Linked DNA regions of Homo sapiens: region 2 is linked to region 1. A link is a loop called in an ENCODE intact Hi-C map of the cell type or tissue named here. Cell type or tissue: CD4-positive, alpha-beta T cell. All regions are shown on one strand. Links, peaks and the distances in the headings refer to the core of each region. The heading gives the core; the rest is flanking DNA.

Region 1 (15,467 bases), core at 5,863-8,362:
CCCATGGCATTTGATGGGACTAAAGGAGAGCTCTGCTCTGACAATCAGTGCTCTAGAGAGCTACTTGATTCTGATTGCTTGTCCAAAGACTCAGGAGGAAATCAGTTCTTCCTGGGGTATCCGGACCCACCAGACATTGTCAAGGCTTTCTTTCCATTATTGAATCCTCTCCGCAGGCTAGTATCAATTATTACTCTGCCTTTACAAATGAAGAACTGAGGCTCAGAGAATTTGTGTTACCAGTCTTAATTATAATAGAATCCAGTCTTGTCTGTCTTGAAGACTGTGTTCTTAATCATTTTATTACACTGAAACACTGATTACAAATGTATCAACATATTTAGGCACTATATAAAATCAAACAAACTTTTAAAATAGTCAAACAGGTCTTGATACACATTTTTGTTACTATGTCATTTAGTTGCCACTTCATAACAAAATCTTGATTTTTCTCTTCTAGTTTTCAAAAAAATTCTTCTTTTTCCCTCAGTTTTAAAGCTTCCAGGCCTATGACATGCTAGGAAGAAATCACTCTTTAAAAGTCCTAGTAGACATTACAGGGTTTCTCCCATTGTGTACATTAATTCAGAATCTTGTGGAGTATGACTTCCATGTCCTTAAAGGCAAAGTCTTTCTCCAATATCTCTTTTCCTTGCTCTTTCTTCTTTCTGTTCAGGAAAAATTATTCTCCCCTCACCCTCCTTTTTTCTCTTCTACTACTATCTGAAGTCTCTGTCTAACCACTTTGTTTCCTTTCTTTTTTATTTATTTTAATATATTTTTTAAAAAACTTGTTTTCTTCTTTTCCTTCTATTTGGAGACAGTGTCTTGCTCTGTCAACCAGGTTGGAGTGCAGTGGTATGATCATAGCTCACTGCAGCCCCATGCTCCCGGGCTTAAGTGATTCTCCCACCTCAGCCTGCTGAGTAGCTAGGACTACAGGCATGCCCTACCATGCCCAACTAATGTTTTAAGTTGTTTTTGCAGAGACAGGGATCTCACTATGTTGCCTAGGCTGGTCTGGAACTCTTGGCCTCAAGCAATCCTCCTACCTCAGCTTCCAAAAGTGCTGGGATTACAGGCATGGGCCACTGTGTCTGGCACTGTTTTCTTTCAATGAGAAAAAATTTACTCTAGTAACTAAGTTACTAATTCATTCAATTAACCTTCTCCTTAATCACTTCTCAATTGGCTTAAGTGATTTCTTTGCTAAACCCCGCAGTTTTACAATCTGCTCTGGCCAACCTGCATCTTCAGAGAAACTTACAAAAAATCAGGGGGGTCTCTCTGGATCTATTCTGGTTCTGGGGCTGCCCAATTAAAAAAACAAAAAGAAAATAATCAAAACACTTTAAATACTTTTTTTTTTTTTTTGGAGACAGAGTCTCACTCTGTTGCCCAAGCTAGAGTGCAGTGGTGCAATCTCAGCTCACTGCAACCTCCGCCTCCTGGGTTCAAGCAATTCTAGTGGGTCAGCCTCCTGAGTAGCTGGGACTGCAGGCATCTGCCACCATGCCCAGCTAATTTTTTTTTTTATTTTTAGTAGAGACAGGATTTTACCATGTTGGCCAGGCTGATCTTGAACTCCTGACCTCTGGTGATCTGCCTGCCTCGGCCTCCCAAAGTGCTGGGATTACAGGTGTGAGCCACCGTGCCTGGCCAAGGATTTTTAAAGGAAAAGAAGAGACACTTCCTGAGTTGGTTACCAAGAATTTCCATTCTTTTTGTTGTCGTCGTTTTTAATCTACTCATCAAAAAGGAAAATAATTTCTATTCAAATAACATAAGTAGGTTGGGCATGGTGGTTTATGCCTGTAATCCTACACTTTGGGAGGCCAAGGTGGGAAAGATTGCTTTAGCTCAGGAGTTCAAGACCAGCCTGGGCAACATAGTGAGACCCTGTCTCTTAAAAAAAAAAAGAAAAAAAAGATAAATAAAATAAGCTATTGATTGGCTATATACTGTCCTTGGTATCATGAATTCCAGGAACATGAAGACAGCAGGAGAGGCAGCTAGTTAGGAACAAAATGACTTTAAACAATACCCCCAGGCATGAGTAGGGGATGACTGCAAGCCCTGCACTGTGTCTCTCTGGGCCTGCAAACCTCACAGAGCTGAGAGCTCTTTGAGCTGTTTTTCTTTTCTCAGAACCATTTAAACATAAGTTATACCATGATAAAGACATAGCCATAGGAAGTCCATACAACTCAATTGATTTATATTCTCCAAAATGGTGTCATCAATTAAAATGATGTAGATGGAATCTGATTTTCCCTTTTGAACCTGTAAGAAGGCGATGAAGTGTCTAAGGCCCTGAAGCCCATGATTTAATGAATGCTGGGTATTTATTAAAATGAAAGAAGCAAAAAACTGGAAGGAACTTTAAAATCATCCAGAGACTCCAATTCTTCTATTTTACAAATATGGAATAGCAACCTCTTACTCCATAGTCAATAAATTATATATCTAATGCTGAATAGTGTAATCTAAATAGTAATTAATCACACCCAACTTCAAATTTCATGATAACGACTTATGCATACACTACAGGAAAGTCTCTTTTAATATTCTTCATAATTTTTTCCTTGTTTTGATTGTAGCAAAGCAAAAATGAAAGGATTGCTGCAAGGAATCTTGGGCCAAGGAACTGAAAATAACTTTTTTTTTCTTTGAGATGGAGTCTCGCTCTGTTGCCCAGGCTGGAGTGTGATGGCACAGTCTCGGCTCACTGCAACCTCCGCCTCCCAGGTTCAAGCGATTCTCCTGCCTCAGCCTCCCGAGTAGCTGGGATTACAGGCATGCGCCACCACGCCCGGCTAATTTTTGTATTTTTAGTAGAGACAGGGTTTCACCATGTTGGTCACGCTGGTCTTGAAGTCCTGACCTCATGATCTGCCTGCCTCGGCCTCCCAAATTGCTGGGATTACAGGCATGAGCCACTGCATCTGGCCGAAAATAACTTCTAATGGAAATTTTGACAAAGCTTCTTCGGGAAGTAACTTTGGGGGAAATTTTGGGGGTGGTCTTTGCGTACATGGTTCAGGAAAGTTTGTCTCACTGTCTAACTTCATAGCTTTATAAATCAAATTAATGGTGTTGAGTTGTGGTATAATATAGTTGGTCTTTATTTGCCTCCAGTTCCTGGCACAGAGCTCCTAAATTATTAGAATTTCTTGAGTGATAGGTGTATCTTTTGTTATTCATAATGAGCTCCTTTTGACCATACTAGAGTTTATGTTAATGAGGTGACTCAGGGTGGCCTTAGATAGATTTAGGTTGGGGACTGGTCCCCAGAAAGACCAAACATGGGATCAGAGGGTTGAACATTTAACCCCACCCTCCAACCTCCCGGGAGGGGAGAAAGGCTGGAGATTGAGCTCAATCACCAATGGCCAATGATTTGATCAAACACACCTACAAAACAAAGCTTTGATAAATACTCTTGAACAGTGAAATTTAGAGAGCTTCTGGGTTGGTAACATTGATGTGGTGGGAGAGTGGCACCGTGGAAGAGGACATGGAAGTGTGACTGTAACAGGTTCCTTACCTAAAGCATGGCAAGTGGACACACTGACCTCAAGGATTGCAGCAGAGAAAGGGTTTAATAATCATAGGGCATCTGAACAAGGAGATGGAAGGAAACCTCAGATTTGCCTCCCTGAGGAGTTTGTAAGGGGTTTGGAGTGGGCTGAGGTGTGGGGATTGCAGGGTGAAGTCATGGACTGGAGAGATGAAGAAACTGCATTCTCATGTTGATTCAGCTCTTCTGTGGGGATTGCAGGGTGAAGTCATGGACTGGAGAGATGAAGAAACTGCATTCTCATGTTGATTCAGCTCTTCTGTGGGGATCCTCAAACTGGTTGTGGATGTCAGCTGTTCTGCTGGAATTCAGGATCTGAAGAACATCTTAAGCAACTCTTAAACAAAAGCCTCATGATTCCAACATCCGAAATCCCATCTATAGAAACAATGTGGATGCAAATGGTCAGTATCCAGTGCTATGTGACTTTCAGTTACAAGTAAGTAGGCCAAAATGCAGCCTATAATTAAGCCTCATGCTTAATTATAACTATATTTCTGTCCAGAACCTGGCATGAAATTCTTGTCAACTCTGTGATTGAAACCTCCTTTGCAAAGATTATGACAGTGAGAGAAATCTAACATGGCTGACTCCATCTTGCTTCTAGTCTCACAGGCTGGCTGTCTTTGCTCATTCCTGGGGATAGGCCAAGGTAACTGCGAGGAATATAGTTCATAGTTTAAAGCAAGAATGAGAAGAGTCCCTCCCTGAAACTGATCCCTTGTTTGTTCAGGGACTGAAACTGCCTTTGTAATGGGAGGGGCCTGACTTCTGCCAAAATGCAGGCATAATTTCTCTAATCTCTTACTGCTCAGGAGTCATGTGGCCAGAGGTCACAAATCTTGTGACTTCCCCAATTGCTCCTGTAGGAAACATCCCTGTTGTGGAACCTAAGATTGGTCTTTTGAGATGTTTTTCAGACTTTTGCATTCAGGCAACTGATTAATTCCAACTGGACTGGTGACTTATGACTCAACCAATCCTGTAGCCCCACCCAGAGGCAGACTCAGCACATAGGGACTGTTTTCCACACTCTTATGCTTTTATTCCCCAACCAATCAGCAGCACCCATTCCTTAGCCCCTGCCTGCCAAACTATCCATAAAAACCCTAGCCCCTGAGTTCTTGGAGAGATTGATTTGAGTGATAACATCCGTCCTTCTGCTTGGCTGTCTTGGGTTAATTAAGCTCTTTCTTTACTGCAATACCATGGTCTCAGTGAATTGTTTTGTCTGTGCCGCAAGCTGGAAGCACCCGTTGGGTGATTGTACAAGGACAGTTTCAGAAGCTCTCCACTTCCTTTCTCCCGCAGCCTTGCCCTATGCATCTCTTACATGTGGCTGTTCCTGAGTTGCATCCTTTATAATAAACCAGTAATCACAAGCAAGGTGCTTCCCTCAGTTCTGCAATTTGTTCTAACAAATTATCAAACATGAGGGAGGGTGATGCGAACCCCCAAATTTGCAGCCAAATAGGATAGAAGTGTGAGTAGCCTAGAAACCCAGGAATTCTACCTGGCATCTGAAGTGGGGGCAGTCTTGTGGGACCATGACTTTAACCTGTGGGGTTTGCACTAACTCTGGGTAGTTAGCATCAGAGTTGAATGGAATTGAAGAACACCCAGTTGGTGGGAGATAACTGGTGAATGGATGTTGGAACAATGTGTTGGAAAAGACACTGTAACCACCCAATGGTTTCACTTTGCCCACTGCCTAGACAGAGCTGATTTCTAAAGACAGGGGCATTGTAACAGAGAAAGTGTAATTCACACAGAGCCGGCTGTGTGGGAGACCAGAGTTTTATTATTACTCAAATCAGTCTTCCTGAGCATTTGGGTATTCGGGGATCAGAGTTTTTAAGGACAACTTAGTGGACGGGGGGAAGCCAGTGAGCTGGGAGTGCTGATTGGTGAAGTCAGAGATGAAATCTTAGGGAGTTGAAGCTGTCTTCTTGTGCTGAGTCAGTTCCTGGTGAGGAGGGGGCACAAGATCAAATGAGCCAGTTTATCGAACTGGGTGGTGCCAGCTGATCCATCAAGTGCAGAGTCTGCAAAATATCTCAGGCAGTGATCTTAGGAGCAGTTCAGGGAAAGTCAGAATCTTGTAGCCTCCAGATGCATGACTCCTAAATCATAATTTCTAATCTTGTGACTAATTTCTTAGTCCTACAAAGGCGGTCTAGTCCCCAGGCAAGAAGGAGGTTTGTTTTGGGAAAGGGCTGTTATCATCTTTGTTTTAAACTATAAATTAAGTTCCTCCCAAAGTTAGTTCAGCCCATGTCCAGGAATGGACAAGGACAGCTTGGAGGTTAGAAGGAAGATGGAGTCAATTAGGTTAGATCTCTTTTGCTATCTCAGTCATAATTTTGCAAAGGCAGTTTCAACACCACACATTTGGTGTCAGAAAAAACCCACACATGGATATATGCAAGGTTAGGATCAATTTTTCCCCAGTTGGTTAGATGATGCCACATTGTAGCACTTGTCACACTATGTTGAACTGCTTGTTTCCTTGTCTGTCTGTTCTATTAGACTGTGAGCACATGGAAGACTAACATGGGCCTTAATGCAACTTCATTCACATACCAGGGGGAAATCCAGGTTCTGCAGGCCTGAAGCTTACATAGTTTGGGGAAGGAAGGATTTTTCAAAAGAATACAAAATTAGGTATGAAGAAATCACAACCAATTACAAGTATAAAAAGCTAATAAACACAACATCTATGAAAATGAAATGTTTTTCTTTATTAACTGCCTGACACATCTCTATATTTTTCCTACTTTTTTGGCTTGTCTTCTTCGATTACCTCTTTCTTTTTCTTTTCTTCCTATTTTTTTTTTTTTTTCTGAGACAGAGTTTCACTCTTGTTGCCCAGGCTGGAGTGCAATGGCTTGGTCTCAGCTCACTGCAACCTCTGCTTTCTGAGTTCAAGTGATTCTCCTGCCTCAGCCTCCCAAGTAGCTGGGATTACAGGTGTGCACCACCACACCCAGATAATTTTGCATTTTAAATACAGACGGGGTTTCACCATGTTGGTCATGCTGGTCTCGAACTCTTGACCTCAGGCGATCCACCCGCCTCATCCTCCCAAAGTCCTGGGATTACAGGCATGAGCCGCTGGGCCCAGCCTTCGATTACCTCTTTCATATGACAATAATTTATAAGATCATTTCCTATATTGAATAGAAAGGTCGTTCATGCTTTTCTCTAGCATGGTTGATCAACATGTTTTCTAATATTTCCTAGAAAAGCTTATTTCAGTTCCCCAATTCATTATTGCTAAGTCATGTAAATTTTTACAAATGCTATCAAATTTTGGAAACCTCTACCAAGTGTCTTACATAGATGGGTTATAACATTTCAGGGCATTTCAAATTATGACACAGTGACTAAACTTAACTGTTCTTTGTATTGACCATACTCCTATTAACCAGTGTATCATCAATGCCCTGCACCATCAGGTCACAACATCAGATGACTTGTCATGTTGAAGAGTACAAGTATTCCTACCAGCCATTCCTAAGCTGGGATGGCCAGCATAGCTTAACTATTTACAGAAATGGCTGCCCAAACACATAAACGTATCCCACTAAAGCCCAAATAAATGTATTCCTAGCCCAAATTACCTTAGAGGAATCTCAAAATGACTGTGAATCTCCAATGCCACTAGACACAAGGGAGAACTGAAGTAAAGAGGAAGTCAAAGTGGAAAGAGATAGTAATCTTAATCAATTGTGGTTAGAGTATCTTACCTCTGCAAATTTTGCAAAAACATATGACCACATAAATATATCGCTAGGTGCCTTCTTGGAAGAGGCACATGACACTGAGGGTCTTTGAAGCTGAAGCTTTACTGGCTTCATGTCAGATTCCTGCCTGCCTCACACAGTACTGGTCACAAAACAGGTACTTTACAAGTATTTGCAGAGTGCACGAATGAGAGTTCATCTGTGTGCAGTCTGTCGAACGGCAGTAATGATAGCATGGGCAGGGAAGGAGTGAGTAAGTGCTTTGAGTCCATTACCCTAAGTCAGGGACTGCCTGTGTCCTTTCCTTTTAAAATTTGTTCCAATGTAGTAGAAGAAATACAAGGTTCCTCTGGTTAAAAACAGTGAAATGATTAAATCTTTACAGCTCTGAAAATAACTTTTGCAGCACATACCTCATAGTCTGTCCTTGCTGCCTAAAAGCAAAGAGAGCTGGCAAATCCACTGGGTAATAAGGAGGCCTCCAACCTCCCTGCCGCCTTCATTTTGAATATCCACCCCCCAACTCCGCCACCCCGCAAGTCACTTTGCCTCAATACCCTGACAAGCATCTTGATCATTTGGGGGCATTCTTTAGAAACTTTGATATGAAAAGGCCTTTCTCATCTTCAGATCAGTGCTTAAGTTCTACATTCATCAAATACAAAAGTGAAAAGAAGCTTTTAAAAATGTCATTGGCACTCACAGGCACCATCAGGAGAATGCTTGCACAAACTGTTTAGGGAATATTTCTGATAATAAGAAGCAACATTTCCAAAATTTGAAAGAATAACTTTAAGAGTACATATAAAAACACATTCCATTCTAATAATTTGGGCTACTGATATCCTACCTAAAAAACAAGCTATTTGCTAATTTCACAGAGTATGGTAGAGGTCAACATTGCTGTGTGTCTTATTTTTCTCTTATAGTTTCAGTTCTGAGTTGTGCCCCAAGTTGGAAATTATGGGAAAAGTGTTGTGACTTAGCTGGGAGTCAGAAGTGAGCCTCAGAGTTGGCTAGCAGAAGCAAATTTCACAAAGTTTGAGAAAACTAAGTTCATAGAAATAGGTTATAGAATGGATAAGGGGTCACAGATAGGAGTGCCAGAAACACACCCAGGGTAGACGCCAATTGTGTTGGATTTATATTTGCAGTTTCTCCAATATTAGGTAGTCCCCCACCCAACTAAAAATTCCACATAAGAGATATTTATTATTCTTGGGGTACTACTCAGCATCTGAAACTTCTTCCTATGTTTGGGGAATCCTACTTTATGAGTCTTAGTGGGAAAAAGTGCCTACTTCCCACTTCAGAAGCAGAAAATGCCAGATCTTCATTTCCCAGCTCCCTTACTGGAAGGTGGTGTTATACAATGTGGGCAAAGCCAATTAGAAATATCTGCCTTCGACTTTGAACCAGTGACACAGGACATAGATACTGCAGAGAATCCTGTTGTTTTTTTTTTCTTCTTAAATCAGCCAGAAGTAGTTTCTGTCATGTGTAACTTGTGACCAAATTATAGCTTCTGACACCTTGGTCACAAGTAAAATGCTATTTTAGGGGGCCTGAAGGGCACTTTGAAATCCTGAGTAGTTCCCTTTAAGGATTCAAATATGACTTTGGGCTGCATTTTAAATTTTAGGCTGGGTGCAGTACCTCATGCCTATAATTCTAGCACTTTGGGAATGAGGTGGGAGGATGGCTTGAGCCCAGAAGTTCAAGACCAGCCTGGGCATCAAAACAAACTCTGTCTCAACTTAAAAAAAAAAAAAGCCATGTGTGTTGGTGTGGGCCTGTGGTCCCAGCTACTCAGGAGGCTGAAGCAGGAGGATAGATTGGGCCCAGGAGTTGGAGACCTCAGTGAGCTATGACTGCACCACCACACTCCAGTCTGAGTGACAGAGCAAGATCTTGTCGACATCTGTTGGGATCATTGATCTTCTTAGTAACAGTGAAACTGGAGCAAGTATTAGGAATCTAATTTTACAGCTTAGGAAAATGAGGCACAGAGAGCCAAAGTGCCCTGTCCAGGTGACAAAACTCATTTAATGGCAAAGCTAGGGATCTTGATATCCAGTCCTGTGATCTTTCTCTTCTTGCCTTCATAAATCTTTTTTTTTTTTTTTTTGGAGATGGAGTCTCACTGTTGTCACCCAGGCTGGAGTCAGTGGCTCGATCTTGGCTCACTGCAACCTCTGCCTCCCAGGTTCAATAGATTCTCCCGGCTCAGCCTCCCGAGTAACCGGGATTACAGCTGCCCACCACCATTCCTAGCTAATTTTTGTATTTTTAGTAGAGATGGGGTTTCACCATGTTGGCCAGGCTGGTCTCAAACTCTTGATCTCAGGTGATCTACCTGCCTTGGCCTCCCAAAGTGCTGGGATTACAGGCGGTGAGCCACCACGCGCAGCCTCCATTGTAAATCTTTATCATGCAGGCAAAAGAAAAGCAGAGAGAAAGATGCATGATCAGAACTCAATTCATATAAAGATCAGAAAGGTCGGCCGGGCGCAGTGGCTCACACCTGTAATTCCAGCACTTTGGGAGGCCGAGGAGGGCGGATCACGAGGTCAGGAAATCGAGACCATCCTGGCTAATATGGTGAAACCCCGTTTCTACTAAAAATACAAAAAAATTAGCCGGACGTCGTGGCGGGCACCTGTAGTCCAGGCTACTCGGGAGGCTGAGGCAGGAGAATGGCGTGAACCCGGGAGGCAGAGCTTGCAGTGAGCGGAGATCCCACCACTGCACTCCAGGCTGGGCGACAGAGAGAGACTCCGTCTCAAAAAAAAAAAGGCTCAGAAAGGTCATCAAAATGACCTGATGCAGCTTCCAAATCTCAAAAACAGGACCTGGAAGCAGCAGAAAAAGGCTTTTGAGTCCCGTGCTTTTTTACTGCTAAAGAGACAAACCAAGAGATTCCTCCTTCTTCTATCAGCCAGCTTAGAGTGTGACCAATTGTGAGGGGCAGTGAAAAGATAATCACTCATCACTTTTTCTCTGTTTAAGAATGACCTGTGTGAGGTTATTTTAAGAGGAGAAATTACTGCTAAAATCACAGAGAGTCGTAATCAGTCATAATTTTACTTTCTCTGGTAAAATTCCCAAAGGAGATATTTGTACTGAATAACACACTTAAAACAAACCTGTTGTGCAGAATCCATTTCAGATTCCTCATAATGCTTCTGCTTCATATAAGAATTCAGCTCTGTACAGAGTAACCTGAACAATCATCACTCCCAGGATATCAAACCCCAAACAGTAATGTGCATTTAATGAGAACTTCAAGGAACGTTTCTTAATTTGGAAGAGGTGCTGTCTATAGGCAATGATGGTAGTTATTACAGGCAACCACTGAGAGTTCAGCTGTTGTGTTAAAAATAAAAGGTCGAATTCAGTCTTGGAGTTTCTCACAGATTATGTTCTATTCGCATCGACAAATAACAAAATGCTTTGGAAAGTTATTCTTTTGTGTACGCTATTTTAATTCCAATCTTTATCTAGATTTGGTTAAAAAAATGTTTGGTTGATCACTTATGTCCTTTATTACCCAGGCGCAGACAATGGATCGCAGATTGAGCTCAGTGCAGAGTGAATATCTGGTTGTTTGTGGAAGACTGGGGAGTAAGTCTAGCCAAAAGGAAAGGTCCACTTTTTTTCTTTCTAATAAGCTTATTATTTTAAATCAGTTTTTGATTTACAGAATTTTTGTAAAGATAGTACAGAGAGTTCTTGTATGCCCCAATTGCTAACATCTTACATTAGAATAGTACATTTGCTACAATTAATGAACCAATATTGATGCTATTATCAACAGAAGTCCAGAGTTCATTCAGATTTCCTCAGTTTTTTTCCTAATGTCCTTTTTCTATTCCAGAATCCCGTCCAGGACAGCACATTACGCTTAGCTGTCATGTCTCCTTGGCTGTAACAGTTCCTCAGTCTTTCCTCGTTTGTGAGGACCATTTGAGGAGTACTGGTCAGGCATTTTGTGGGATGTTCTTCAACTGAGATTTGTGTAAAGTTTTTCTCATGATTATATAAGGTTATGGGTTTTGGGGAGGAGGACCACAGAGGCAAAATGCCGCTTTCTTCATATCATATCAATGGTACATACTATTAACATGACTTATTACTGTTTATGTTTGGGAGCCCCCTTTTTCCTCTCAATCTCAGGGACCTTCTTCCAGGTCCCCAAATAACACTGACTTCTCTCTCTTTGTGTGTACGTTTTTTGTTTTGTTTTGTTTTGAGACAGAGTCTCGTTCTGTCACCCAGGCTGGAGTGCAGTGGTGCGATCACAACTCACTGCAACCTCCACCTCCCGGGCCCAAGCGATCCACCTACCTCAGCCTCTTGAGTAGCTGGGACTACAGGTGCATGTGCCACCACACTTGACTAATTTTTTTCTTTCTTTCTTTTTTTCTTTTTTTGAGACGAAGTCTTGCTCTTGCTGTTGAGGCTGGAGTGCGATGGCACAATCTCAGCTCACTGCAACCTCCGCCTCCTGGCTTCAAGCAATTCTCCTGCCTCAGCCTCCCAGGTAGCTGGGACTACAGGTGTGCACCACTATGCCTGGCTCATTTTTTTGTATTTTTAGTAGAGGCAGGGTTTCACCATGTTGGCCAGGCTGGTCTCAAACTCCTGACTTCAGGTGATCTGCCCACCTCGGCCTCCCAAAGTGCTGGGATTACAGGCGTGAGCCATCAAGCCCAGCCACTTGACTAATTTTTGTATTTTTTATAGAGATGGGGTTTTGCCAGGTTGCTCAGGCTGGTCTTGAACTCCTGGGCTCAAGCAATCCACATACCTTAGCCTCCCAAAGAGCTGGGATTATAGGCGTGAACCACCATGCCCAGCCTTTGCTTTCTCTTTTGATTGATTATTGTAATTTTGAAAGTGAAATTGGGGATCAAATATTCAAAGGTGGAGAGAATTCTACAAATTATAAACATAACCAAAGAGAAGCCTCCTTGTCTACCTCAGCCTCTGCCTTCTCATTGCTGCCCTGAAAAATCGAATCATCTCAGACTGATGAGACTCTTTTCACATCAGAATATAAACCAGGTGATACTGTCAGTAAAGGACAGGAGGAATTGCCAGTTGTGTCAATCATATTGTCCAGTACATTTCTAGACAGCTTTGCTTTGGCTAAATATAGTTGTAATGCATTTCTGTTGCTAAGCACCATATTTTTATTAGCCAAGGTACTCTATTTGAAAATGCAAACAGAGCCTGGGTCTTGTAATGAAGTGCCTGGGTAAAAAGGGACAGAGTCTAAATGTCATTGACTTTGGTAAGTGCGAACTTCCAGAATGGTGTGGTACAGTTTCCTAAATCCACCTTACAAAAGAGTCCAGGGAATGACCTGCTTTCATCTTGCAGCCTACTTCATTTTATTGCCATGTCTATGTGTCTTATTTCACATATCTTTCCCGTCAGTTACAGAAAGACTGAGCTACAGCTATGGCCGCTGAGCTGTATCTATCCACAGTCATGTGGTTCAGGTGACAACGAAACAAATAGCTCACTCAGATGAACATTGGCTCTCCAGAGCAAGGTAATCTATAGGAGAGGAACAAAAACTATATATTTCAAATCTTTCCTTGTGAGGAGATTCTGGGGTTATATCAGACAGTTCAAGGAGCCTATGAGTTGCTAAAAATTGCAGCAGGTGACCCATGGAGGTTTATGTAAAAAATTCTTCTCTGGCAGTTGAAGAAAAGCAGAATGAGTGTTTGCCTTTCTCAGTGGCTTAAGAATAACCTTCTCCCAAAACAGGCATAGACTAAATGTATTAGTCAGGGTTCTTAGCTGCAAATCAGAAGCCAACAGTAGGTCATTTAAGCAGAAAAGGCATGTTTTTGCAGAAGTCAGCAAATGTGACCTGGCATTTATTTTTGTATGGCCCACAAGCTAACAATAATTTTTACATAATTAAATAGTTGGACAAAGAACATTTTAAAAGATGGATATTCATGACCCATGAAAAGTATATGAAATTCACATTTCAGTATCCATAAATAAAATGTTATTGGAGCACAGTCACACTCGCTTGCTTAAGTACTGTCTCTTGTTGCTTTCATGCTATAGTGGCAGGATTGAGTAACTACAATGAAGATTCTCATATATGGCCTACGAAGCCTAAAATATTTATTAATGTCTTAGTTGGCTAAGGCTTATTTATTATAAGCTTATTTATTAATGGCTTATTTATTATAAGGCTTATTTATTAATGGCTTAGTTGGCTTAGTAGTCTATGTTATTAATAAAATAACATAGACTAGGTGGCTTAAACAACAGAAATATATATTTTTCACAGTTCTGGAGACTGGAAGTATAAGATCAAGATGTCAGCATAGTTGGTTTCTGGTGAGGGCTCTCTCCTTGGGTTGCAGATGACTGCCTTTCTGCTGTGCCCTGCACAGCAAAGACAGAGAGAGATAGCAAACTCTGTTGTTTCTTCTTATAAGGGCACTAATTCCATCATAAGGGCCCCACCCTCATAACCTCATCTAAACCAAATTGCCTACCAAAGGCCCCATCCTCAAATACCATCAAATTAGAGTTAGAGTGTCAACATATGAATTTTGGGCAGACTCAGCTCAGTCCATAGCAACTAGCTAACCCTTTACAGAAAAAGTTTGCCAATTCTTGTATTAAAGAATATTAGGACACATGCAGACTCTTCAAGGGGACCAGAAAACTAGTCTCAGAGGAAACAGAGCCAGGAAATTCATAAAATTACACTTCACACTGCTGATTCAGGAAGACTTCACTTGTACCACCCAAGGTCCTGCTAATACTCCCAACATCAGGCACTGGACAGGACTGTAGGAGCCTTGGCATTGCCGCCTCTGTAAACTGGAATGTCGCTTTTCCACCTTACCAGAATGGATTCAGCCAGCGCCTGCTACTTGTATACAAGCTTTGGATTCTGGTACTGGTGGATCTGATAGATGAATCCCAGATCACGTGTGTGTGTTACAGCTACAAAGGAGGCTGGAACAATGAGTGTCTGGCTTTTGCAGTGATGGGGTGGGAACCCATAATGTGGGGAATTCCCTAAATATGTAGCGATACTCTCTAATAGCAAGTCACAGTGTTAAAATAACTTGTTCCTACATTGTTTCCCTTCCACTATTTTCCCTGAGAATTGTTATCGTAACTGCCTTGAATGAACACTTGCTCTCTTTGGGAAGTATAGCCATGTGGCATCCCAATATTGAACAAGCCTTCCTGGGTCAAGAGACTGTTCTTGATAAAATGGGCAAAAGCCAGACTTAGTGATTAGGAACCTCCCTGCAGTGGCATGACATGGTTGGGGCATGGAGAATGATGCCCCAAAGTATAAAGCTTCAGCTTGCTGAGCACTTTTGAATTAAAAGAAATTGGAAAGCCTTAGAAGCTAGAAGCTGCCTCAGAACCAAGGACTTTCTAACCTTCTCTTGTCTCCTCCCCTCAAGTGCAGGGAGAGGCTCTCTCTGGATATTCCCTTATCTGAGGAAAACTTCTTCCAAAAGAAATGTAATTGTCAGGCCTGGCGCGGTGGCTCATGCCTGTAATCCCAGCACTTTGGGAGGCTGAGGCGGGCAGATCATGAGGTCAGGAGTTCGAGACCAGCCTGGCCAACATGGTGAAACTGCATCTCTACTAAAAATACAAAAATTAGCTGGGCGTGGTGCTGTGTACCTGTAATCCTAGCTACTCAGGAGGCTGAGGCAGGAGAATCACTTGAACCCAGGAGGTGGAGGTTGCAGTGAGCCAAGATCGCACAACTGCACTCCAGCCTGGGTGACAGAGGAAGACGCTGTCTCAAAAAAAAAAAAAAAAAAAAAAAAAAAATGCAATTGTCCTAAGACCAGAAAAGATGAACCACTAGAGAAGAGAAAAGACTAAAAGTCATCATGCCCACACAGACTCTTCATCTATTCTTCTGAGGGCACTCTGAGAGAATACCTGGGAGACTTTATCTATGTAATAAGACAACCTTTGTTCACAGTGAAGTTCCACCCCTCATCTTCCTGCCACCTCCCCCAGAGCTCAGAGGAACTTTGTCCCAAGCCATTGTCTGTTTTTTGGACTCATTCATTTCCCTTGAAAATAACTTCTGCCCTTCATAACTGCCTACATTTCCCATT
Region 2 (15,467 bases), core at 3,318-5,817, 81 kb before region 1:
TCCTCCACACTACTTCCATTCTCTCCAACCACAGATCTTTCTGTCATATGGGTAGCTTTCCATTTCATAGAATTTTAGATAAATGCAGGCCATACAGTCAATTTGTACTCTTGTCTGGCTTTGGTTTTGTTTTTTGTTTTTTGTTTTTGAGACAGAGTCTTACTCTGTTTTGCCCAGGCTGGAGTGCCATCTCGGCTCACTGCAGCCTCCGCCTCCCGGGTTCAAATGATTCTCCTGCCTCAACCTCCTGAGTAGCTGGAATTACAGGCACGTGCCACTACATCCAGCTAACTTTGTATTTTTAGTAGAGATGGGGTTTCACCATGTTGGCCAGGCTGGTCTCAATCTCCTGACCTCAGGTGATCCGCCCACCTTGGCCTCCCAAAGTGCTGGGATTACAGGCCTGAGCCACCGTGCCAGGCCTTGTCTGGCTTCTTTCACTCGACATTATTTTTTTGAGAGATTCGTCCACATTGTTGCATTATCAATAGTTTGTTTTTATTTTTAAGTAGTATTACACTGAATGAGTGTACCACACTTGTTTATCCATTAAACTATTGATGGACATTTGCATTGTTTTCACTTTTTGGCTGTTACGAATAATGCTGCTAAGAACATTCATGTACAAGTCTTTCTGTGGACATAGGCTTTCCTTTCCCTTGGATACATACCCAGGATCTTGCCATTCGATTTTTATACCTAAATACATGCACTATAAGAGGAACAGAGTTTCTGTAATGACATGTTGATAAATGTATGCTCTTTCTGTATTTTTAAGAGTAAGCTTAGTCAGCAGATTGCGGTGAAAAGAACATGGGACAGGAAGGAAGTTAAGAGACCTGAGTATTAGTCTCAGCAGGTAACTTGATTCAATTTCCTCATCTACGAGAAAGAGGTTAGAGTCACTGAGTGATTTTTAAAGCTCCTACCAATTCTGAGACTGTACAGAGCTCAGTTCCTCTCAAAAATGGTAAACAAAGCCCAACCAAAAAGGTTTGATGATGGTAGGTTATCTTTCTCCCAACCTTCTCCAGAGCTTCAAGTTTTTAAGTTATCCTTATGCCAATTCATAGTACTTTTTTTTTTTTTAATTGTCACCCAGGCTGGAGTGCAGTGGTGCAATCTTGGCTCACTGCAACCTCTGCTTCCCAGATTCAAGGAAGTCTCATGCCTCAGCCTCCTGAGTAGCTGGGACTGCAGATGCCTATCACAATGCCCGGCTAATTTTTTGTATTTTAGTAGAGATGGGGTTTCACCATGTTGCCCAGGGTGGTCTCAAACTCCTGAGCTCAGGCAGTACACCTGCCTTGGCCTCTTAAAGTGCTAGGGTTACAGGCATGAGCCACCACGTCCACCCTAACTCATGTTATATTTAATGCAGATTGGCTATGTTTATTTTTAATGATAACTAGAGGATTACAGCATATACATGATCAACTTACTTTAGTTATATTTTTGTTGTGGATACTTCCTTAGAAGGACAATTAAATGTTTGATTCCTGTCTTCATGTGGTTTTTGATAAGACAGCACTCACCAACCTTTAAAAAAAAGGCTTTTACTGGCAATGGGGAGTTATTTAAACAAACTGCAGCTTAGCCTGAAAATGGAATGTCATGCCATTATTTAAAATCATGTCTTCAAAGAATACCAGAGAAGATAACATTTTCACACTATAGTAAGTGAAAAAATGGATATGATCTGGATTTATTCCTAAGTATGCATCAAAAACACTGGAAGTACTCAGGAGGCCAAGGTGGGAGGATCACTTGAACACAAGAGTTCAAGACTAGCCTGGGCGACATGATGAGACCCCATCTCTTAAAAAGAAAAAAAACTGGAAGGATGTGCCCCAAAAAGTTAATAATAACTAGCCTTGGGCTGTGAGATCACATAGTTATTATTTCTTTATGTATGCTTTTCCAAATTTTGTAAAACAAATCATGTATTTCTTTTTATATTCAGAAAAAGTTCAATAAATACGTTTTAAGTAATTGAAGTAATTGAAGCATAAAGAAGGCCTCTGGACATAAGTTGTGCAAATACATAATTTTATAAAATGATTATGTCAAATAAATGAAAACTTTTAAATGGCAAGGAGAAGCTCCTCCACACCTTGAAATTTGCTAGTATATGGGCATTCAAAAAATGTCCGATAAAAAAATAGATCAAGACTGGGCACGGTGCCTCACGCCTGTAATCCCAGCACTTTGGGAGGTTAAGGCAGGAGGATCACTTGAGCCTAGGAGTTCTAGACTAGCCTGGGCAACAGAGTGAGACCCCACCTCTATCTAAAAAAAAGAAAAAGATTAGATGGCTAGAGTGATAGATTACACAATAGGAAAAAATATAGAAAAGTCAGAAGAGTTCAGATTCAGACAGAAAGAGACACGTGCCACTCTGTAGGGAAGAAGAAATCTCAAGAGCAAGAAGAGATCATTGGAAGCTTTCTGGCAATCTTCCATGGAGGAATATTCCCAGAGGGAAAGCCAGCTTGAGAACACAGAAATGAACTGAGCAAGTAAAAGGTAGTAAACCTGCCTAGAAAGAATCAGGAAGAGACTAGAGAGAACGTTCTGAGTGCTCCATGAGGACAGGGCCTTAAGCCTCTAGTACAGACCAAGGGCTCTGTCAATGTTGTGGAATTAATGAATGATGACGATCAATGAGCTGGGTTTCAGGTGATAGGGCAATGCAGGAGAAGTCTTCAAGGGTCTCCTGATGGAAGGTCAGATGCAAAAGGTGAAGGTCTGAGCCCCGATCTATAGGATGATCATAATTTATAACTATGTTTAATAGACTATTTTCTATTTCTATACCATAGTAAAAATATTTACAAAGCATCCAATATTATAGACATACTAAAATGCATTTTATACTCTTAACTTCTAAATTCAAGGGAAAAAATTAATGTCTGAGCCACCTAAGCCCCTTTCCCCCAAACCAACAAGAAATTAGCCCAGAGGCTGGGGGCTGTGGCTCACGCCTGTAATCCCAGCATTTTGGGAGGCCGAGGCGGGTGGATCACAAGGTCAGGAGTTCGAGACCAGCCTGACCAACATGGTGAAGCCCCATCTCTACTAAAAATACAAAAATTAGCCAGGCATGGTGGCGCACACCTGTAATCCCAGCTACTCAGGAGGCTGAGGCAGGAGAATTGCTTGAACCCAGGAGGCGGAGGTTGCAGTGAGCCGAGATTGCACCACTGCACTCCAGCCTGGGCAACAGAGGGAGACCCCATCTCAAAAAAAAGAAATGAGTCCGGAGACTGGATGAGGTATACTTTCTGAGTACTCCCATACAGTGGGATACTGGAGCCTGTTCATAATGTCCTGGGAGAAGATTATGTACATGGCTTCCCAACTCCACATTCAGTAATGTTACATGTTACAATTGTAGCTTGAAGTCAGCCATGGTGAGAGTAGTTATAACTCCTAGGTCAGCAAAAGCTACAAGTTAGAGCTGCTTCTCCCCATCAGAGCCAATTATTAAGCATTCACCAGCACACCACTGCTCCCATCGTACATTTGTCATTGCTGTACTGTTCTCTGTTCTCTATTTCCCCCTCTTGGCTGAAAGCCTAGGGAGAGCAAGGACCCTTCTCTGTAATGGTTACAGTTGTGTTAATACCCAACATCTAGCACCTGCCTGGCATACAGTTGTGGAGCCAACCAACTACCTACACAGCTGGTTAATAAGCACTGGAGTCCCCTGAGCTAACCTGCTCATAAACATCTGGGCTGGCCATCTAGCAGGGGAAGAATAGGCCAAATGCCCCACCACCCCTTCACACTCATCCTTCATTGCCCAATGTTTGTGGTTTGATAAAGTTCACTGACCTTGTTAGGGTTTTCAGATTAAACTATGAATATTGTGTAGGCCATATTTATCCTAAAATGTTTTTTATTGATTTGAAATTCAAATTATCTGAGCATCCTGCATTTTAATTTGCTAAATCTGGCAACCCAAGCCCTTTTGAAGTAAGCAAAAAGATATTTCGTAAGGTAGTATCTGTGAAAGACGAAGATTCTCTGACCTGGCAGTTCCGTTCCAAAGAATGTATCCTAGAGGAATTCTTGCTGCTATGCACCAGGAGATAAGAACAAGAATGTCCGCGGCACTACTGTTTGTAGTAGTCAAAACCTGGAAATTACCCAAATGTCCGTCAACAAGAGAATGGATAAATTAGAGATATGTATATTTGTACAGTGGGATACTACACAACAATTAAAATGCTCACAAATATAATGCTCATTAAAAAGAGCAAGTTACAGAAGAACAAAGTCAGTTTGATTCCTTCTCAAATATTCAAAATCATTCAAAACTAAATCATATATTGTTCAGGAATACATTAAACTACAAGGAAAAAAATGGAAATGAGAAGCCAAGATCAGAGTGGTTACCTCCTTCAAGGAAAAGGGCACATGTGATCATGGGAACTCAGAGGGACTTCAAAAACACTGCTAAAAGCACCACTTGTTAAGCTGGGTGGGAGTACGGAGGTATGTTTGTCTTATTCTTTCTCTTTAAACTACATGTATATATTAGATCTACTCTTACATGTATGAATTATTACATTACAAATGTTGAAATGAGGAGTATTGGGCCTTCTTCCTTCTTATCAGAGTGAATTGAAATGTCAACAAGGCCTCCTCTGCCTGGACTCACCTCCAAATTTTTGTTTCCTTCTTTGTCCAAAGGTATGAATATAGATCAGAGCTCTTAAGATGCCTACCCTGCAATCTCAACACGCCCCCTCAATAGTTTTTTTGATTAGTTGCTTAGACAAATGGCTCCATTACATTAGATTATGAAGAATTCTCATTTCATTAAGTTGGTTCTATCTTCATTGCACAATTCACAAAACCACTGCTTGAAAGTTTTGGTTTCCAAATCCTGAAGAGATAGTTCCAAGCTTTTGTATATAATAGGCTAGATTACACTTCCTCTGCTCCCTCCAGTGATGGAAATGTTTTCTCTCAGATTTGTCAATCCATTTGAAAAAAAGAAAACCCTTGGTCCATACACAACAAAAACTGGAATTACTAGATTCTCAAACAAAAACTGGAATTACTAGATTTATTTCACCTGAGGTTAAATAATTGTAACCAACTTCAGAACAATAATATCCCCTCCCCCAAAGTGCACTAGAAGCTATCCTCCAAGGACATGGTATTATGAAATGTTTACAAAAACAAAGTACAACAAGCAAACAGTGCTCATATTACAAATTTTGAATCAATAGTGTACCTCTTAACAAAGCAGGCAACTTTGAAAAGTAATTTAAAAATATATAAATTATAATTTATAATTATAATCTAGTGTTACACTTTACTTATCCTAAATTTTACTGATTAAACCAAAATATAAATTTATCACATTAAGAGGGAAAAACAAAAATGCCCAAAATCTTACCCTGGACATTGTTTCTGCAGCATAAATTTTTTTGTAGGCAAAAGAAATGGAAGTTTCTTTTCGTAAAAAATATCAAATATCTTTGATCTTCGACAATATCTTTCCCACTCCATAGTTTAAAGATTTTCAGAATTACTTAATGCATTCCCAGAAAATAAAAACTAAATGCCAAATCTTTCTTAATTCGATACATGGCAAAGGAGACATATATAACCTCATATGAATTTAGAAACTTTGAAACAATATGGGAATGTAAAATATTGATGAGAATTTCTTCCTCCTCTTCCAAAAAAAATAAAAAAATAAAAAAATAAACAGTCAAAATGCCACCATGAAGTAAGAGCGGGGATTCTGAGCTGCAAGTGATTTTTTTGTTTCATGATCCAGGTGCTGATTAGAAGTGTGTATTCAGGGCGCTGTGGCTCATGCCTGTAATCCCAGGACTTTGGGGGCAAATTAGGAACATTCTCCCATGGATTTGTCATAATTCAATGAACCATGAATCACTGAATCATAAAAAGAATTCATAGTTTGGAAGATAGGGGTTGGAAAGAACTGGTGTCTAAAACAGACTTTAGCTATAGATACAAGATAATATAAACACCAATAATGGGAGATAAGATGATGCTAAGTCTAAAATGTTAATAGAACTATCACAACAATATAGTTACATTGAGATTTTATTTATAATGATGAGAGTTATTCTGGAAGTGTGTGCTCAGGGTGCAGTGGCTCATGCCTGTAATCCTAGCACTTTGGGAAGCAGAGGCAGGTGGATCACTTGAGGTAAGGAGTTTAAGACCAGCCTGGCCAACATGGTGAAACCTCGTCTCTGCAACAAATACAAAAAGCCGGGTGTGGTGGCGCATGCCTGTAATCCCAGCTACTTGGGAGGCTGAGGCAGGAGAATCGCTTGAACCTGGGAGGCAGAGGTTGCAGTGAGCCGAGATCTCGCCACTGCACTCCAGCCTGGGCAACAGAGTGAGACCCTTTCTCAAAAAAAAAAAAAAATTTGTTTTTTGATCCACTAATTTCATTCTGGGAATCTATCTGGAAGAAACAATCTTAAATTAGAAAAAATGTGTCTGTGCTTTTTCTCTTTGTACACAAAGATAATTCTATTCAACATTATTTATAGTAACAATAAAATTGAAAATAACGTAAATGTACAATATTAAGCATATGGTAATAAATTATGGCTCATCTATCTTATAAAATATGATAAGGCCATTAAAATGTTTGTGAAGATTTTATAATAACCAAAAGCAATAGTTTGCTTATAAGAGCATCTCAGTGAATAAAGCAGCATAAAATATATATATACAATATAGTCTCAATCATATAAAATGTGTATAACAAAAAGAATGAAAGGAAATATATCAAAATATTTTTATTACCAGTTCTCACTATCTTTCCCAGGCTGGCCTTGAATTCCTGGGTCAAGGATTTTTCCACATAATTGGAATTACAGGCATGCACCACCAGGCCCAGTTGAAAATATACCAAAGTATTAAGAGTGGTTGTCTTTCTGTGGTAAAATAATGGCAGATTTTTGTTGTTAGCCTTTGTACTTTTCAATATTTTCCAAACGTTTTATAGGAATAGCAAGTACTTTATGGGGAAAAAAAACGCTGTATTTTTTCAAATGACTGAGTTTATTACCCCAGATTAAATTAATGAAGACCAAGAAAAAGAAGGATTAACAGGGGCTAGAAGAAAAACAAAACGTTTGGTGCCTTCTTTTCCGCAGATAGTTAAAAGCTATTGTTTGGCTTTTTATTGATTCAATTAAGCAAAGGTAGATTTTTAAAGTATTTGTGGAAAGCTTTCAGGAACCCACTAGCAGAATCAGAGGAATGGCCATCTTTGAAAATCACAGTAGAAAATAAGAGCAAACAAAACTAAGTCTGCAGAGCAAATGACAAAACTGAAAAGAAACAGCATGCACACATGAAAAGAAAGGCATAAAAACATGGCAGCAGTGAGACTAACCATGATAAGTTTAGTTATTAAATGTAGATTCCCTATTAATAGAAAAAGCCTCCCAGATTGTGTTAAAAATTAAAATCCAATACTTTACTGCTTATAAAAAAATACTTCTAAATAAAATAAGACAAAAAGACTACAAAGAAAAGGATAGGTAAATATGTAGTAAGCAAGCTTGTAATAAATTAGAAAAAGCATTATTACATTAAAATAGAATTCAAAGCTTAAAGGTTATTTTGATTTAATATAAACATGAGATACACAAAAAGATAAATGTCAATAGATACAACAATTCACAAAATTGAAAATAAATTAGCTAACTATGGGAGTGTTGCAGAACCACTACCTCACTGTATCAGTTTTCCTCTTCTTCCTGGGCACATGGGTAAAGTATACCTTCAAGTCTCCTTTCAGTGAGATAGGGCCACGTTATTGGGTATAGACAGTGGAATGTAAGCAGACATCTGGTGTGTCTCTTCCAGACAAAAGACTTAAGAGTCATTGCGCCACCATCACACTCTGTCTTCTCCTCTGGTAGGTACTATAGAGACCAGATAATGATGCGAAGTCACAAGGTGAAAGTGCCCTGGATCTTCCAATCACTGCAGGGAGCGTAGCTGCCCCATAAGTTGGCACCAGACTTTGCATGTAGAGAAATAAACCTACGTTGTTTGGTGCTTTATTTGCTATTACAGCATAGCCTATCCTGTCTTGATTAACACAATGGACAAATGTCAAACCACCCAAATAGTCAAGAAATTTAAATTAAACAATGAAGTACTACTTTTCATCAATTAAACTAAAAAGAAAAACTTAGAATATTAATACTCAGTGAAGTGGGGTAAAGAATAATCTTTTCAATAAATGAGGCTGGGTCAAATGGATATCCAGAGGGGAAAATACGTACTTTGACCCTTACCTCACACCAAACACAAAAATATATTCCAAATGAATTGTAGCTGTAAATATGAAAATTAAAACAAATAAAGCTCTTAAAAAATCTAAAAATATTTTTATGATCTTAAGTTAGGCAAAGGTTTCTTATACAGGACATGAAATGTGCTAACCATATGGGATATTTTTGATAGGTTAAACAATATTAAGATAAAGAACTTCTAATCATCAAAAAACTTGCTTTAAGACAGTGAAGAGACCGGGTGCAGTGGCTCATGCCTGTAATCCCAGCACTTTGGGAGGCCAAGGCAGGTGGAGGGAGGTCAAAGCTACAGTGAACTGAGATCACGCCACTGCACTTCAGCCTGGATGACACAGTGAGACCCTGTCTGGAAAAAAAAAAGAAAAGACAGTGAAAGGATGCTGGGTGCAGTGGTATGCACCTGTAGGTAGTCCTAGCTACTGAGGAGGCAGAGGCAGGAAGATTGAAAGTTCAAGATCAGTCTGGGCAAAATAGGAGACTCTTACACTGCCCTCATCTCCAAAAAAAAAAAAAAAAAGACAGTGAAGGCAAACACAGAGCGGAAAAAGATAGTTGCAATACATATATTTGACAAAGGACTTGTATTCAGAATATGTAAAAAGCAAAATAAAACCTTTAAGGAAAAGATAGATAATATAGTAGAAACAAACAAAAACTTGAACAGTTGCTTCACAAAAAAGAATAACCAAATGCAAAAAAAAATGCTAAATATCTTTAGTCAACAACAGCAAAACAATTAAGGCAAATGAGATACCACTCAACAGACAGGCTAAAATGAAAAATATGAAATGTCAGTAAATATGTGCAACACTGGGAACTCCCACACACTGGTGGAAGTGGATATTGGTACCTGGTAGCAGTAACCACTAAAGCTGAAATGTCCATATCTGTGATCCATCAATTTCATTCCTAGGTATATACCCAACAAAAATGCGTTACATATATTCATCAAAAGCACATGTACAAGAATGTTCATAAAGCAGCACTGTTTGTAATAGCCCCAAACTAGAAACTATCTAAGTACTCATTAGAATAAATAAATTATAGAATATTCACATAATACAATACTATGCAGAAATGAGAATTAACAAATCACAACTAAACACAATGATGTAGATGAACTGTACAAAAATAATGTTGGGCAAAGGAAGATAGACATGAAAGATTACATACTATGTGATTCCATTTATATAAAGTTTAAAAACAGGCAAATCATTCTATGGGTTAAAAATCAGGACAGTGGTTACCCTTGAGAGGATAGGAGGGAGGCTTCTGAGTGACTGGTAATGTTCTGTTTCTTAGTTTAGGTTCAGGTTACAAAGTACGTTTACTTTGTGGAAATTCATCAAGCTATATACATTTAGATTTGTACACTTTGGTACATGTAGTTATACTTCAATAAAATGTTTAACAAATACAATAAAAATATAGACACACCACACACACAATACAAAATTATGGGAAGTATCTACTTAAACTAGTTGATATGGTTTGAATCTGTGTCCCCACCCAAATCTCATGTAGGATTGTAATCCTCAGTATTGGAGGTGGGGCCTGGTGGGAGGTGATTGGATCATGGGGGTGAATTTTCTCCTCCGTGCTGTTCTTGTGATAGTGAGTGGGTTCTCATGAGACCTGGTTGTTTAAAAGTGCCACCTTCCCCCATTTCTCTCTCTTGCTCTTATTCTGGCCATGTAAGATGTGCCTACTTCCCCTTCGCCTTCCACCATAACTAAAAGTTACCTGAGGCCTCCCCAGAAGCCACGCAGATGTCAGCATCATGCTTCCTGTACAGCCTGCAGAACTGTGGGCCAATTAAACCTCTTTTCTGTATAAATTACCCAGTCTCAGGTATTTCTTTATAGCAGTGAGAAAACAGACTAATACTCTAGTATTCTCATACCTTGTTGATAAACTGGTACAAACATTTTGGAAAGTGATTTGGATATATGTATAGTCCACTTTAACTGTATAACATACATATATTCCTATTTCTGAGAATCTTTCCTAAGAAAAAAATTCAAAATATGGGGAAATACTATGAATAAAAATGTTTATCACAGAGTCAAAGTCAATTATAACTATAGCATATCCTGTTAGTATAGTTTTATTCAGCCAGTTGTGACTACTTTGAAAACTCTGGTGCAACATGACAAAAGCTTTTGGTATGATGTAGGGTGAAAAAGGAAACAGAAACTTGTATGCTCACTATTATTATAACTAAGGAAATATACCAGTTAGAATAACATAACTAAAAAGGAAAACACACAAATGATATATATGCAACTTTCTTGCCCAATCTCATCTACTCTTGTGACTCATACGGATCACATATGTACAGAGCTAGACAGGATCTCACTCTGTTGCCCAGGCTGTAGTGCAGTGGTGTCATCACATCTCAGTGCAGCCCCAAACTCCTGTTGCCCAGGCTGTAGTGCACTGGTTTCATCACATCTGACTGCAGCCCCAAACTCCTGGGCTCCAGGGATCCTCCCACCTCAGCTTCCAGAGTAGCTAGGACTACAAGTGTGCACCAGCATGCCCAGCTAATTTTTTTTTCTTTTTTTGGCAGAGGCAGGGTCTCACTATGTTGCCCAGGCTGTTCTCAAACTCCTGGGCTCAAGGCATCCTCCCCGCTCGGCTTCCCAAAGCCTGGTATTATAGGTGTGAGCCATCACATCTGGCCCAATGATGACTCTTTAATTTGTTTCTTCAGCCCACATCTTTCTCCTGAGCTCCAGGAGGTTCAGAATTGACCCTATGCATCTCCCCTTGGATGTTCCACAGTTTTCTCAAATGTCTTCATCCTATATTCACTATCTTGGGTAGAAATGACCAGGAATAAGAACCAAGACAAGAACCCAGTTAGTTATCCAAACAAGAGAACTGAGAGTCATTCTTGTCACCCCCAGCTCCCCATTTCCCATACCTCCATCCCTTGCCACTCCCTAAGACTACGGTGTCTCTTAAACAGCCTGTTGAATCCATCTCCTCCCATTCATTCATCTGTCCATCCATCCGTCCTTCTTCCATTGCCTTAGTTCAAACTTTTATTATTTTTCCTCCTGGATTATTCCAAAAGCTTTCCAACTAGTCTTTCTAGCACTATGTGATTCTTTTTCATCTTTTTAATCTTGTTGTCACCTGCCTGTTTTCCCAGTTTTATATCTGGTTACTCTCTCATGGGAATCCCACACTGCAGCCACACGAAAGTTATTACAGTGACCAAACAGGTTATACACTCTGTTTCACTTCCTTTGCCTTCCTCCAGCTTGGAATTTCCTACTCCTACCTATTCTTTCCCCCACCCTTTTCCTAATCTTATTTGCTTGACTCACCATTCAAGATGCAGCTCAAGCCTCTCCTTGGCTAGAGAACCTTTGGGGAATCACATTGTTATATGATTGTAATCATGGGGTACACTAATTCTCCTTCTTGTTTTTATCACTAACATTAAAACGGAGCAATTTTTTAATTTGCCAAGGTACTCTTCATAATTATTATTTAACATGCAATATTAAGCTCTCTATCTCCTTGCTCCCATGGCATACTAGTATAATCTTTATTATATCACTTATCACTTTGTTTTAGAATTATTTTTTGCATGTCCTCCTCCTCCACTAAGCCCTGAGTTCCTTGAGGGCAAATACTTTTGTCATATTCATTTCTATATCCTTAGCACAGAGCCTGCTGCAAAGTAGGAATTCACTAAATGAAAGCTAGTCAATGACTAAGTAATGGTGATTGTGTTCACACAATAGTCTTTTGGATAACATTTTTTTTCCTTTTCTCAATTCCCCAAATTTTCTGTAGCTACTTATTATTTAGATTCACCATCTTTTTTTTTAAGGGAGATTTAGAATATAACTTTTAGTAATATTACCCTTAACATTTTAAATGATTTTTATTTATAAAATGCCTTATGACTCCCAACTTCACTCAGTAAGTACAATCAAGGCTGGGTGAAGTAGCTCATGCCTATAATCCCAACATGTTGGGAGGATTGCTTGAGGCTAGGAGTTTGAGACCAGCCTGGGCAACACGGCAAGGCCCCGTCTCTATACAAAATGGATAAAATCAGCCCCAGGTGCGGTGGTGCAAGCCTGTAGTCCCATCTACTTGGGAGGCTGATGTGAGAGGATTGCTTGAGCCCAGGAGGTCAAGGCTGCAGTGAGCTATGATTGTGCCACTGCACTCCAGCCTGAACTACAGAGTGAGATTGTTTCAAAAAAAGTACACTCAGCCCTCCGTATTCATGGTATCTATATCCATGGATTTAATCAACTAAAGATTAAAAACATTTGAAAAAAAAAAGAAATAGTAGTGGTTGCATTCTATGCTGAACATGTACAGACTTTTCTTTTTTGTCATTATTCCCTAAACAATACTGTATAGCAACTATTTACAGAGCATTTACATTGTACTAGGTATCATAAGTAATCTAGAGATGATTTAAAGTTTTTAAGTATGTAAATATGACACCATTTTATATAAGGGACTTGAGTATCCATGAATTTTGGTATGGGAAGGTGGTCCTTAAACCAATCCCCTATGGATACCAAGGGACAACTGTACATACACAATGAAGAAAAACTGGAGCACCATTTGTTATCTCCCATTCTATCTGTAACACACTTCATCATTCCTAATTAACAGTTACCTCTCAGTCTTTATCTAACTAGCCCTCCTAGCAGTATTTGATTCAGCTGATTGCTCCCTTCTTCTTAAACCTCTGTCTTTATTTGACCTCTGGGACACTATCCTCCCACCTTGATGGCCACAACTACCTCCCATGGACCCTGGTTCTCAACCTTGACTGCACATTAGAATCACCTGAGAAACTTTTTAAAAAGAAATACCAAATCCAGGCCCCTTTTGTATCAGAATCTTTGGGGCTGGAGTCAGGATATCAAGGTTTTTTTTTTGTTTTTGTTTTTGTTTTTGTTTTTGAGACGGAGTTTCACTCTTGTTGCCCAGGCTAGAGTGCAATGGCGCGACCTCTGCTCACTGCAACCTCCACCTCCTGGGTTCAAGCGATTCTCCTGCCTCAGCCTCCTGAGTAGCTGGGATTACAAGCATGGGTCACCATGCCCTGCTAAATTTTTTTGTATTTTTAGTAGACACAGGGTTTCTCCATGTTGGTCAGGCTGGTCTTGAACTCCCAACCTCAGGTGATCCGGCCGCCTCAGCCTCCCGAAGTGTTGGGATCACAGGTGTGAGCCACTGTGCCCGGCCGGGATATCAAGGGTTTTAAAGCAGTCCAGGTGATTCTAATTGGGACCAGTGTTGAGCAGCACACTGTGTGGGTTTAAAAACCATCTCTATGCAGATTAGTTCAGAATACATGTCTCCAGCCCTGACCACTCTCTGAGCTCCAACCTCGGCTAGCATGGCTTCTCTTGGGCTGTCTAATAACTCACATATCCAAAACGGAACTCTTGATTTTTGCCCCCAAACCTGTTCTTTCCCCAGTTTTCCCATCTCTGTAAATGGCCCCATTAGTTAGTAGTTGCTGAGGCTGAAATCCTAGGAATTGTCTGATTCCACACTTCCCACATCCACATAATTAAGTTCTGATCTGCTACGCATTAAAAGCATATTCTAATATTACCATTGCTCCTTTTCTTCATGGCTACCACTCTAGGCTACCGTCATCTCTTACTGAGCTAAAACAATAACTTCATAGTCTCCCTGCTTCCACTCCTGCATTCCTGCCCTACATTGCCCTCAGCGTCCACAATGACTTGGCCTCTGTTCTAGATCTTCAGCCTCCTCTCTGAGCATTCTCTGCCTTGCTCACTCTCTGCTTCACCTCATCGGCCTATTTTTTTTTTAATTTTTTTTTTTTAAAACAGTCTCCCTCTGTCACCCAGGCTGGAGTGCAGTGGCACAATCTCGGCTCACTGCAACCTCCACCTCCCGGGTTCAAGCAATTTTCCTGCCTCACCCTCCTGAGTGGCTGGGATTACAGGTGCCTGCCACCATGCCCAGTTAATTTTTGTATTTTTGGTAGAGATGGGGTTTTGCCATGTTGGCCAGGCTGGTCTTGAACTCCTGACCTCAAGTGATGTGTCTGCCTCTGCCTCCCAAAGTGCTGGGATTACAGGCATGAGCCAGTATGCCTGACTCCTCTTTTCTTTTTTCTTTTCTTTTTTGAGACAGGGTCTCACTCTGTCACCCAGGCTGGAGTGCCGTGGCCCGATCACAGCTCACTGCAGCCTTGACCTCCTAGGCTCAAAGGATCCTCCCATATCAGTCTCCAGAGTAGCTGGTACTACAGGCACACACCACCATGCCTGGCTAATTTTTAAATTTTTTGTAGAGATGGTTTTTTTGCCACATTGGCCAGGCTGGTCTCGAACTACTAGGCTCAAGGGATCCACCTGCGTCAGCCTCCCAAAGTGCTGGGATTACAGGCATTAGCCACCTCATTGGGCTTCTTAAAGCTGTTCCTCAAACAGAACAAGTACTGCTACCTCAAGACAGAAAGCCCTTGTGAGAGACCTCGGCATACAGAATCCTAAGTGTCTTGAGAGGAGGGAAGGGCATGGTTATTGGAAAGAGAAACCAAATTAGGAACAGAACTGGTCATCAAAGATATACTTTACCATTTTGTTTAGAACCTGTCTCTTTTCAACTAACAAAGTGATAGAAGTACAGCAATGTTTAGACTCAAGGTCCTTACTGAATAAGGCCCCCAAAAGGATATGGGAGCATGTCCTACCAAGACTATAGTGCATTTTTGAACAAAAAGCTTTTATATTAATAGCATCCATACTTTACTAACTAGCATTTTTTTTTCTTTTGAGATGGAGTTTCGCTCTTGTTGCCCAGGCTGGAGTGAAATGGCGTGATCTTGGCTCACCGCAACCTCTGCCTCCCGGGTTTAAGCGATTCTCCTACCTCAGCCCCCCAAGTAGCTGGGATTACAGGCATGCACCACCACACCTGGCTAATTTTGTATTTTTTAGTAGAGACGGGGTTTCTCCATGTTGGCCAGGCTGGTCCCCTGAGATCTCCCGACCTCAGGTGATCCACCCGCCTTGGCCTCCCAAAGTGCTGGGATTACAGGCATGAGCCACTGCACCTGGCCTTGCATTTTTGAATGCTTACTATATGCTAGGTTCTATA

Evidence for each region. A loop is a pair of places that touch in the nucleus more often than their neighbours do. Peaks named below come from ENCODE experiments on the same cell type or tissue, not always from the same donor. Only the 100,000 strongest peaks of a DNase experiment are listed, where the experiment ranks them.
Region 2: it touches region 1 in a loop (2.3-fold over the local background); 8 of 110 quality-filtered maps call a loop at or near these places.

Annotation. Positions count from the first base shown.
Region 1 is chr2:171,241,050-171,256,516 of GRCh38, forward strand. It overlaps LOC107983995 (a long non-coding RNA gene), which reads right to left. Exons shown (of 3, transcript XR_923576.2): 3 at 3,584-3,958. Among named protein-coding and RNA genes, the nearest start is that of TLK1, 88 kb to the left of the region's middle. RefSeq lists an enhancer at 3,254-4,453. In CD4-positive, alpha-beta T cell, for the core only: no CTCF peak of the experiment used is centred there; a DNase peak (open chromatin) is centred at 7,412; H3K4me3 peaks cover 254 bases.
Region 2 is chr2:171,162,669-171,178,135 of GRCh38, forward strand. It overlaps a transcript of TLK1 not described here. Among named protein-coding and RNA genes, the nearest start is that of TLK1, 9.5 kb to the left of the region's middle. RefSeq lists an enhancer at 10,484-10,813. In CD4-positive, alpha-beta T cell, for the core only: no CTCF peak of the experiment used is centred there; no DNase peak of the experiment used is centred there.